Linked DNA regions of Homo sapiens: region 2 is linked to region 1. Evidence: chromatin contacts called from ENCODE Hi-C data. All regions are on one chromosome and are shown on one strand. The core of a region is the stretch at or near the end of the contact, and the rest is flanking DNA. Distances in the headings are between cores, read along the strand shown. Region 1 overlaps LOC105377921 (a long non-coding RNA gene). Region 2 overlaps CRYBG1 (crystallin beta-gamma domain containing 1).

What was found. Hi-C counts contacts between places; a loop is a spot of excess contacts on that map. Pooled maps may share reads with other maps.
Region 2: a loop to region 1 is called in a map of MCF 10A, with 6 times the contacts of the local background. The contact joins two enhancer-like sites. A Hi-C loop is called at or near these places in 6 of 168 maps with a recorded cell type or tissue (IMR-90, MCF 10A, OCI-LY7 and 2 more), 7 of 37 single-sample maps with no recorded cell type and 19 of 50 pooled maps.

The regions. Positions count from the first base shown.
Region 1 is chr6:105,479,638-105,485,480 of GRCh38, reverse strand. LOC105377921 (a long non-coding RNA gene) reads right to left here. Exons shown (of 2, transcript XR_942832.3): 2 at 4,175-5,843. Among named protein-coding and RNA genes, the nearest start is that of PREP, 79 kb to the right of the region's middle. Within about 2 kb of position 3,085, at least 5 of the 41 ENCODE cell types and tissues checked have a DNase peak (open chromatin) inside an H3K27ac peak, as active enhancers do.
Region 2 is chr6:106,436,475-106,442,317 of GRCh38, reverse strand. All of the region lies in intron 1 of CRYBG1 (crystallin beta-gamma domain containing 1), which reads right to left. Among named protein-coding and RNA genes, the nearest start is that of CRYBG1, 79 kb to the right of the region's middle. Within about 2 kb of position 2,702, at least 3 of the 41 ENCODE cell types and tissues checked have a DNase peak (open chromatin) inside an H3K27ac peak, as active enhancers do.

The DNA.
Region 1 (5,843 bases), core at 1,836-4,335:
AAAGCACTGGGAGACTTGGATTATTTGTGACTGTCCGAGGTAATCTTTCAACCTGACACAAAGTAAGTAAAAGCTGAGAGAGAGAAGCAAATGTTAGCATGGACCAAGTCAGTTTCCCAGCGGTTCATGAGGGAACCGATATTAGATCATCTTGTCCAAACTCTGGTCCTAGGCTGACACAGAAATCAAATTCTCAAGACTGGAAAGACTTTCAATCAAACAACAAGGGTTTAAAAGATGACTGTCCTAGAAAAATCTTACAAAGAAGATGGTCTTACCACTTGCGTAGCAAATGTTCCATTGCGCACTTTATAATTTCATATTTTGTAATAACTACGCAATGGGTAAGCTGGTTACCTGCAAATCATATCAAAAGCGATAATCTTGGTTTTACTTCTCTAACCAATGTAAGCAAAGCAAGCACGTCTGATATAGCGATATAATACAACTTCATGGTTGGTATATAGGAACAAAAATTAAATTAACGCGCTTATTTCCAGGGCCTCAGAAAATAGTTTAGCGGTATCATATATTGTGTTTTCTTAGTAAATAATTCTGCAGGAACCCCTTCTTTTTCTTTCCTTTGTATAGAGCCCCAACTAGTGGAATATTGGAAAACTGCACTTAAAGAGAAAACATTTAAATAGGAGATGACCACAGGTCTCTCTTCCTCAGGTTAAGAGCCAGTAAGATCGTACAGACACTGCTCATTTTGGGGTGTGGAGATATGGACAAGGCGCTGAATTAAAAGGGGAGGGGTGTGTGAAACTGGCTTATACTTAGCTCCTCACAGGCATAAAGGGCAAACTCGTACTGATGAAAACAAGTGCAATCTCTGGCATTTGAAATGAGTCAATGGGCTATATCTATCACTAGTTTGAGAAAGGAAAATATTTATTGAGTTCAGAACTTATCTTCTTGAAGATATCTTTTCCAAAGAAAGAGGAAGATATCCTGTGACACAAGATTGTATATGTTGGAGGAAAGAGACCTGGTTTCACAAATTAGATGAGAAGGCAGTTGGCAACATTGTCCCACTGGTGCAGAACAGAACAGAACAGGTAACACTGTGCCTGTGCTGGGGTCGGTGAGAAGGAAGGGAGAAAGCAGGTGGAGGCAGCAAAGTGAAGGGAAGGACTCCCACACAAACAACTAAGAGTCAAATATAGACACCTGGAGAAGTGATTTATGACACAGATTTTCCTGAAGGAATGAAATCTTAGGGGTTCTCGGGCTTTTAACTTTGTTCCTTTCTTTGTTTGTTACCTCTCCATTTCAAGGAATCTCATGCTTGTAGATTTTTTTAGGAGTCTTGGCTCCCTTGCCAAAAAGCACCAATAAAATGCAGGCAGCCTGGAAAGGTTATAAAAATGCAAGATGAATTCATCAATCAGACAAGGTCTTGTCTGTACGTGCAACAGGGGGTTCACAGACAGGCTTCAGGGACTTGGTGGAGCTCCCTAACAAGATGTGTAACTTCTGTGTGTGTGCATTCTTCTGGATTTTATAGCTTTTATCAGATTCTCAAAGGGGCCTGTAACCCAAAAGAAGAATAAGGAATATAACTGTATAGAAATCTGCACACAGACCAAAAAAAAAGCAAAACTCACACTCACATTTTAATGGATGCCCCTCAGAATGATCCCAGACTCCATGAAATTCTGCTCTTAGAGAAGCCAAACAGAGATATCAGATTATTTCAGTACATCATGAGTCAGACTGTAGCCTTCTCTTTTATCATGCAATGACTCTTTGAACAGAGAGCTGCAAGACGTTTTTTGTTGCATTTTGCACTGCTGTGATGGCATAGGGCACCCTTCTCAAACCTCAACGTGCTGTCCTTGAGCAGGTTCCAAGCTGATTAACCTCCATTAACCAGCTTTCTTCACCGTGCATTAAACAAACAAGATGAATTACGCTCAAAGATCCAAAAGCAGCAGCAATCATTTTTGTTAGTTTTTCTTAATAGATTAAGCAGTGGAAAATAGAAAAAAAAAATGCTGAACTTTGGGACTTGAAGACTTACTCAGCACATTTGGTTGTTATCAAAATTAAATCATGAAAGCAGAGTTTTTTATACCACTTCATGTTTGTGGTGGTTATTAAATAAACTCTCCAGTTTTTCATTTCTTTTGAAAGGGGATTTGTTTAAATACTACTTATTTGAAGATTATTAAGTCTCCAGAGTTCAGGGATAACCAGGGCGATAATGCCATGGTGATGCTATCTAACTTCTTTTATGGCATCAGCTTTCCCATAGATTTTATTCAACAAATGACTTGGTTGTGAAGAAAAGCTGTTTATTAATCTGTCTGTCTTAGCCTTCACCTCCCAACCAGACAGTTAATCGTCCAAGGGGAGTTTGAGGGATAACTAGAGAACACACATCATCTATAAGTAATCCCCTCGTCAGATGGCATGTGGTCCAATGTCACTATGATTTTCCTTCTGAGCTGTTAACTCCCATTCTTCCTGCCTCAGAGAGGCATAAATGTGTTTTTAAAATTCATGAAAAACAAGATGTGTAGCTAATCTAAGAAATAATGTAAAACTTGCCTGCATTGGAGGAGGGGAGTGGGGGGGGGGGCCTTCTGTTGCTTTTGAGACTATAAGGAATTTATGTGATTGGTCGATGTCTTTGTGTCCTTATTGGAATGATTAGACAGGTCTTCAGGAAAACAGTTTTCAAAAACTGAGGTTTGGCATTTTTTGGTTTTTTAATTTGACTCCCTACCCAAGACCATTTTTAAAAAGTATTTCAAATATAACCACAAACTGTTCAACCAACTGAAAATGAAAGTAGGCCACTTAGAGGTTTTTGTCTAAACTAAAGCAAAATGTCTTGAGCTAATAATTTTAACCATTGGGAGTTTGCTGGTCATAAAAGCAGTTACTTTGGAATTAAGAAATAATAATTTTAAGTATTACATCAGAATTTGTAATTTTTCTTTTACGGGATATACAGATTATAGTTGGTTTTGGGTCTTTTGGGTTTTTTTTTTTTTTTCTTTCCTTCCCCTTAGGACTAAACTGACCTTCCTGAGCAGTGAAACCCCAGACTTGGACTTGGGCCAGCTGCCTTTCAGCACATCATTAAGAACTTGTGGAGATGCTGTTTAAATGTGAATTTTCCAGCACTCCTTCACCAGACAGATAGACAGTGCTAAAGCAGTCGGGGCATGTTTGACACATCCAATTTTTAAAAGCAAGAAAAGAGAAAAAAACTTAAAAAATATGTATATCAAAGTGAAAGTTAATGAATAATGAGGCCATTTGTCAGATACGCACAACACCTTTCAAGACGCTCTAGATAATAGCAAATCTGCGAGTCAATTTAAAGGATGAACAAGGCTTCAAATAAAGATGTCTTCATGATTTCCGAAGAAAGCAAGCATTCCAGAAATAAAGGGAGACCACTCACACCCCCTATATTCTGATGACTTAGGATCCCCTCAGGTATTGTCGAGGTCCACTATGGGACCTGATTAACCCAAAGAGTATTATGATACATATGCATACCAAAAAAAAAAAAGAAAAGAAAAGAAAAAAGAGAAGGCAGAGAAAGGGAAAAAAATGAAAAATCTGTATTTCCATTAGGTTGATAATGACATTTTAAGCCCGCTATAGGTCAAGACATGCAGATAAAAATAATAAGGTCAACTCATGAGCAGTGTTTTGGAGGTGAGCCATACCACCACCCAAGTGAATGGTGAACTGCACTTCAGCTAGCAGGTCTAGTCTTTGATAAATAATAGCAGCTTTCCTCTATTGTAGTCTGTGATGGCAGTTGAATATCTAACCATAAAATAAAGCAGAAGCAGCCAGGTGATTTGAGGCCATTTCTCTCATTTCACAGAATTATATCAACATGTTCAAAAACACAATGTATGAGCCCATATTCACAGCCAATTCTCAATTACCTGTAACTATGTTCCCACCTCCACTGCTAACCCAAAGTAATATCTAATTGATTTTGGAAGACATTTCAAATTGCTATACCTTCTGCCATGCATTGTGCCTAATTTCATTTTACTACCTTAGCACACTCTGATGGAATTGGAGGACTAAATGATAATCAACAATAATGACTGAAGAAGTGGCCTGAAATGCTTAAAGTAATGATGAAAGTTTACAAAATAGACGACCAATACAAAGATAATGACACATGCAAACATTTTGTTTTTACTGCTTTATTTTTTTATTATTTTTATTTTTTTTTTAGGTGGAGTTTCACTCTTTTTGCCCAGGCTGGAGTGCAATGGCACCATCTCAGCTCACCGCAACCTCCATCTCCTGGGTTCAAGCAATTCTCCTGCCTCAGCCTCCCGAGTAGCTGGGATTACAGGCATGTGCCACCACCCCGGCTAATTTTGTATTTTTAGTAGAGATGGGGTTTCTCCATGTTAGTCAGGCTGGTCTTGAACTCCCGACCTCAGGAGATCCACCCACCTCAGCCTCCCAAAGTGCTGGGATTACAGGCATGAGCCACCACGCCAGGCCTGCCTTCTTTATTCTTAATTTCTTTCTAATGACAGTTATGCCTTTTCAAATAACTTTCCACTGTGATTTTTCTCAATGATTTCCACAATGACAAAACGTGCTAAGTAAACTATTCTTAATTTTTTGTGGCAGAAGTATATACCTTGGGAGTATTACTATTGTTAAAAAATAATTGATAGTTTTTTCTACTTACAAACCAGGGTTGAGTTGGTGACAGTTTTTAAAGAAATTGACTTTTCACATAGTACAAGTTTTCTTAAGGTGAGTTACCTGATAAACACACTTGGCCTTTGTGATTTCCCTTTGAAGAAAAATATAGTCAGATCAACACACACACACACAAATATACAGATAATACTAATATTGATTATTTCCATTTGTTTAAAATGTATCTCCATATTGCAATAGAATTAATAAGATAATTTTGTGTCTCTTCTCTTGCAACTTGTACAAAATCCTGAAAAAGAAACTAAAAACTGATTCTGAACAAGTCCCATATGCTTGAAAATTTTGAGTTTTGCTTATTTAACAGTAGATAACTTTTAGCAAATCAATTCAAATATGCAAAGAAAACAAAGGATTGCTTTAAACAAGTTATTAACAAAGGTATAAGTATAAAGGCAAGTTGCTCCTCCTTGAATAAATGTATCTTGGCTTTGGTAAGTCTCTGTGTCACGTCCACAGCAGATAGAAGTATCAGAATGTCAGTTCTGTTTGTTAATGGCAAGATTCCAATTTTAGAATTTTGACCTCGTCTGTACTCCTTTATACCTAATTTTAAAGAAATATGCCATTATTATCTGGCCCCAGACTACATATTTTTTAAATTTAAGTTTTTATTGATGTATTTCTTGCAATATACTTGGGAAGGATGCCAAAATGTTAACATTGACATCAATAAAAAATAATATAAATGCTTTAAATGAAAGAGTGAAAGAAAAGAAGAAAGATAAACCATTTCATGTCTGTAGCCATATTATTGTCATCATTAAAGTAGAGATACAGTAAAAGTAAGAAGAGATAAAAGAATGGCACACACATGTATCCAATCATATTTATCTCAAAAATATGCCAAATTTCCATTTAAAATGTCATGGCATTTATTATTTTTAAACCATTCAAAATTTCTTCTTACTGAGGTTCTTGAAGTGGGCTCCTATAATTTGAGTAGTTGAAGACATTATTTGCCTAATATGAAGTTTTCAGTTATTAGTGTAGTTAGAATGTAATTTCTCTTAATTTGCACTAAAACTTATAAAGTTTGATACTTTTTTGCAACCTAAAACTAGGCTTTATGTTTATTGTGATGTTTGGGATCCTTAAATAATTTCTTATTACTAAAA
Region 2 (5,843 bases), core at 1,453-3,952, 960 kb before region 1:
GTTAATCCTTCCAGGCACTCAAATAATTATCTTCATCAATCCTGAGCTTTGATGGCACTTACACTGCCGCAATCATCATTACTTCATGGCATTTCCAGAAGCAATAAAGTTTCAAGAGAAATTGTGTAACTCTTCCTTGTATCAAACATTTTTTAGCATTTATTGTATTTTCTGAACTCACAAACACCTACTTTTCTTATAGATCATATACTCTCAACTTTCTCACAGCTATAATTCAGAGGTTTCAAGGCTCTATTCAATATATTCTTTTATATGGTGGTCTATAAATCTTTATAAGAATTGAGTCTTTAAAGGTTACTTGCAAGACCTCTAAAACATTCCTACACATAATATGGTGCTTATAGTAAATGCCTTTTGATAATAATATAAAACTAAAAAAATCATTTTCAATATGAGAGAGATTTCCTTATATTTTTTAGTTTTTCAAAATAATTCTTATGGAGGTTCATTTTTTACATTAATTTTTATAACTGTCAGTTTCATCGTGTTCCACTTACTCAATTTCCAAGCACCTGCTAGTTGTCTGGTGATTAATACAAAATGATCAGTAATTAGTACATAATTCATAATTGTCTGAATCATATCTTTGGCTTCTCTCACTCACCTGCACCAGGTAGGTAAACTCCACAAGGGACCAAAGCTGCTTTAAGGCTTCCTAGACATATCCTTATGTAGCGACTAGAATTGTCATCAAATACCTAATGAATTAGTTCAATTAACTGGTGTTAATGTTTCAAAAGAGAACTCTAATTTAAAATCATTTCTCATGAAAAATCTTTATGTATTAGCAACACGTCAGGGATACAGTTTTGCTGACTGAAGACAATAGAATGGCTGTGAAGCTGAATCTGAGATGGACTGATATTTATCACCTCAGCTCTCATGAATAGAAATTCTCTAAGGTGCAGAGGCAAGCAGAGGGAAAAAGAGATTATCACAGTATCCCTGCTCTCCATCTATCCAAATAAAGTTGTCCTTGCAAAGATGCTAGTCACAAGCTCCAAATGTCAGCTTCAAATTCCCACCCTAAGGGTGTTCCAATACCACTCTAACCTCCTTCTCCCCTCCCTCCACCTCAGACTTCCAGCTGTGGTCAGACAGATTTGTTTGCCCTTCCCATACATACAACTTGCTTCATTATTTATATGTCTTTGCTTGGGTTTTCTATTAATGCTTTTGCCTCTCCTCTTTGTAATCTTTGGCTATCAAATTCCATCAAGTCTAATTTCAAAATTCACTTCCTCCAAGATTTCCCTGATTGTAATAAATCCTGTTTCATAAGCCCCTAAAAGTCAATTTCATGTAGCTGAAATATTACACTACAGCAAAAAGAAAAGGACATCGTTATAAATCACAGAATTGTTTCAATACTAGTTTTTAAAAAGAAAAAGAAAGCAATAAAATGGTGTGAGAAATAGTGTCTATTTTTCTCAAGTGTAGATTATTCTCTTTTTAAGAATAGGGATTATTGAGAAACATCAGTTTCATCAGAAAGAGATGGTGGGTGGAGAATTTTTCACAGGCTGTAACATGACTTTACAGAGCTTTTGTTGTTACCACATGTTGATGATTATTATTTCTAATTTCACATCAAGATTCATGGTTTTTCCCTTTCCGTCACACAAATGCATCACTAGCTTTACTTTTAGGCTTTACAGCCATCAACTGAGTGATAGTGATTAATAATGGAATGAAAGGGGAAACAAAGAATGGAAAGAAAAAAAGAAAGGGGCCGGGTGCAGTGGCTCACACCTGTAATCCCAGCACTTTGGGAGGCTGAGGCAGGTGGATCGCTTGAGATCAGGGGTTCGAGACCAGCCTGGGCAACATAGTGAAACCCTGCCTCTACCAAAAAAATACAAAAATTAGCTGGGCATGGTGGTGTGCGCCTACAGTCCCAGCTACTTGGGAGGTTGAGGCAGAAGACTTGCTTGAACCCAGGAGGTGGAGGTTGCAGTGAGCCAAGATCATGCCACTGCACTCCAGCCTGGGTGACAGAGAGAGACTCTGTCTCAAAAGAAAAAAAAAGAGAGAGAGAGAGAGAGAGAGAGAGGAAGAAAGGAAAGTGCTTCAAATAAGGTGAGGATGTGCTTTAAAGGAAGGAAAATTCTATATGTGGAAATAATGTAGCTGAGGGAGAGTAGAGGGCAGAAGAAGAGAGGCAGCACAGCAGGTGCACAGCCCTGGAAGGGGAAAGCCACCAGCCCCACGTCTTCCCTGGGCTGGGTGCTGGGACTGCCAGGCTTAACACAGGCTTCTTGTACAGCTCTTGACACAGAGAACTGAAGGATGTGCATAATGCAGGGGAGAGAAAGTAAGTGGTTTTGAACTTCGAGGTTCAACATTATGAAATACCATTTTTGTAGGTCAAAACCAGTCAAATATGGCAATTTCATATAGTTGCACCTAGTACTATTTAGTAAGTGTTCATCTAGGTTTTCCGGGAACATATATCAGTTTCTCAATTTAATCATAGGCTTTTTAGGAGCTAAGAACCATATCACCTTCTGTCTCTATAACCTGTACTCAGTGGGTATAAAACAAATGCTTTTTTTTTTTCAGTCAGGGATGATACAAAACAAGTTTTTTTCTTGTGCCACTGGTTGAGGCTTCCAGTACAGAGAGAGTTGAGTCACTAAACCACAAAGCATTCTGTCCCAAGAAAATATTTATTTTGTTTAACAATATTTTAAATTAGGGAGTGTTATCTCATCAGGTAGAATGATGAGGACTCTTGAGTCAACAATCTCTGCTCACAGGAGATTTTTATTCCTGCAGTCAAGACGAAGGTAGAAACTTTCACTTTGTGAAAATTGGGCACAATCTAACACAAAGAACCACTGTATTCATATTCTTCAGTTAAAATATCTTCATATTGTCTTTGTACCAAATTTTAAAGAATATTAACAATAATTCAAAAAGGAAACAAACTTATTTTTTATAAACTGAATAATGGTAGGACATATAAAGATGCTTCTAAAAATGAGAAATTCATAAAATTAAAAAGGAGATAATTAAATTTTATTAAAATTTTCTATTTCACACATTGTTTAAAAGGGAAGAATAAAGGCTATTGGTATTTTTCCCAGCTTTGATAGTTGCTTTTTACTGAAAAGGATCAAAATATTTTATTAGCAAAATTAATTTCCCAATCTGTCATCCGTTTTTTTCTTTAAAAGAAGAAAATCTTAGGTTTTCCTCACTTGGGAACCACTCAAAATATTTTTCTCTTTTTTTTTTTTTTTTCATTTTTTAAGTAAATTGATACCAGGTCTCACTATGTTTCCCAGGCTGGTTTCAAACTCCTGGGGTCAGGTGATCCTCCCACCTCAGCCTCCCAAAATTTTGGGATTACGGGCATGAGCCACTGCACCTGACCATATTTTTCTCTTGTTACCAAATTTAACAGTTACAATTTATGCTACTAGACTTTAAATATGAGAAAATCACATAACTGCAATTACTATTAACTCATTTATTTTTGAAAACCGAAAATATTTGACATCAAACCATTACATGAATCATTCCAATGGATTATTCATTTTGTCCTCTCACTTTCCTATCAATAGTTTATCTGTTTTACTAGTAGAAAAAGGAAGATATTGATCAACCGAAGAAATACCATGCAAAAACTTTGATTCTCTGCTTAAAATGTAAGCATGTTATGGGAAAGCAAACACATATGGATTATGGATTTACTATTTGCTTATAGACAGAGCCACACGCCTGTGACAATGCAGGAGGAGACTGGAGTGACGCAGTGGGAAGCCAACGAGAACACCAAGGATTGCCAGCAGCCATGGGAAGCTAGGAAGAGCAAGGAGGGATCCTTCCCTAGAGCCTTCAGAAGGAGCACGGTCCTGCTGAAACTTTGATTTTGGACTTCTAGCCCCCAGACTGTGAGAGAGAAAAAACTGTTAAGTGACCATGTTTACGGCAACTTGTTATAGCTACCCCAGGAAACTAATATACCACGCTACCCCAACGTGAATGTGCATTCTAAAAGACAGCTTGAGGAGAGGGCAACGTTTAACACAGAGATGAAATAACAGGTATTTCTGGCATCAGTAATAACTCAGAGGAAGAGATCTTTTTAGGGACGCTGGCCTTCAGAGTAGTTTTTAAATGAGGCTTGGCATGTGCCAGTCTCTTCCAGGGAGGTGTAGAATGGGCTGTCTCTTAGTAAAGCACTCTACTAAGCCCTGTGGAAGGAAGAAAGATAAATAAAAAGATGTACATGCCCTTTAAAGTCATCCAGGCACTCCAAAGACACCAAAAGTCCCAACATAAAAAGGTGCTGTCTCAGGAACTAAGAAACCTTGAAATAAAATCAAGAAGTACTGAGAGAGAATCTCTGAGCTAAAGAGAACTGTGTATCTCTATATCGTCCATTCCTTTAAATCCCAGCCAAGTTATACCATATCAAAGATAATTCCTGGTGGCTAAAGAATTAAATGCAGAAACATCAAATCATAAAGATTAGGAGCGTATTATGGCATATTAGAAGGGAAGGAAAACAACTTCCTACGATTAAAAGCAATGAGAGAAATAAAAAAGAAAGGCTAGGTGCAGTAGCTCATGCCTGTAATCCTAGGACTTTGGGAGGCCAAGGCAGGAGGATCAATTGAGCCCAAGAGTTCAAAACCGGCCTGGGCAACATAGCAACACCCTGTTTCTACGAAACAAACAAAAATCAGCTGAGTGTGATGGAGCTTGCCAGTAGTCCTAGCTACTCAGGAGGCTGGGGCAGGAGGATTGCTTGACCCCAGGAATTTGAGGTTACAGTGAGCAAACATTGTACCTCTGTACTCCAGCAGCCTGGGTGACAGAGTGAGATGCTATCTCTTAAAAAAAGAAGAAGAAAAAGAAAAGAAGAAGAAAAATATTGGTAGTTTTACTATGCAAAAATAAAAATTTCCATACATTAAAAAATTAAAGGCAATAACAAGCCAAGAAAATACTTTCAGCAAATATACCTGATGATTAGTTAAGAGCCATGCTAAAGAAACCATATAAATATATAAGAAAAATATTAGCAAACCCAATGAGATGAACAAGGGAAATGAAAAAAATAAAGCATTTGAAGAAATAAAGGGTTAATGAAAATATTTTCCCAACTTCAACTTCCCTATATGCAAATTAAAGTAACAATAGGATACAATTTTATTTGTTTTGTTTTTAGAGAAGTGGGTCTCTCTGTTGCCTAGGCTGGAGTGCTGTGGCTATTCATAGGTGCAATTATAGTACACTGCAGTCTCAAACGAATCTTGTGCCTCAGCCTCCCAAGTAGTTGGGACTACAGGTGTGCACCACTACACCTGGCTTGGGATACAATTTTAAAATTGATAATGTCCAATGGTTTAACATACTACTCGGGGGTGGGGGGGGTTATATTAATTGCTACAGTCTTTTAGTAAGCAATTTATTCATACTTATCAAGAGACTTAAAATGCTACTATACCTATCCCCTATAACTCTACTTTTAGGAAATGATTTGAAGGAAATAATTTTCAAAGCATTCAAAGATCTATTTATAATATGCTTATGGTAATATTATTTATGATAACAAAATTTGCAAAAAACCCATTCAGGTAATGACTAAGTAAATTATTGCATGTCCATATTATGGAATGCCATTTATCCTTTAAGTCATGGGGGCAAAGCTTGTGATATAATGGTAAGTAGAAAAGTAGAATAAGATTGCGGCCGGGCGCGTTGGCTCACGCCTTAATCTCAGCACTTTGGGAGGCCAAGGTGGGTGGATCACGAGGTCAGGAGATCGAGACCATCCTGGCTAACACGGTGAAACCCCGTCTCTACTA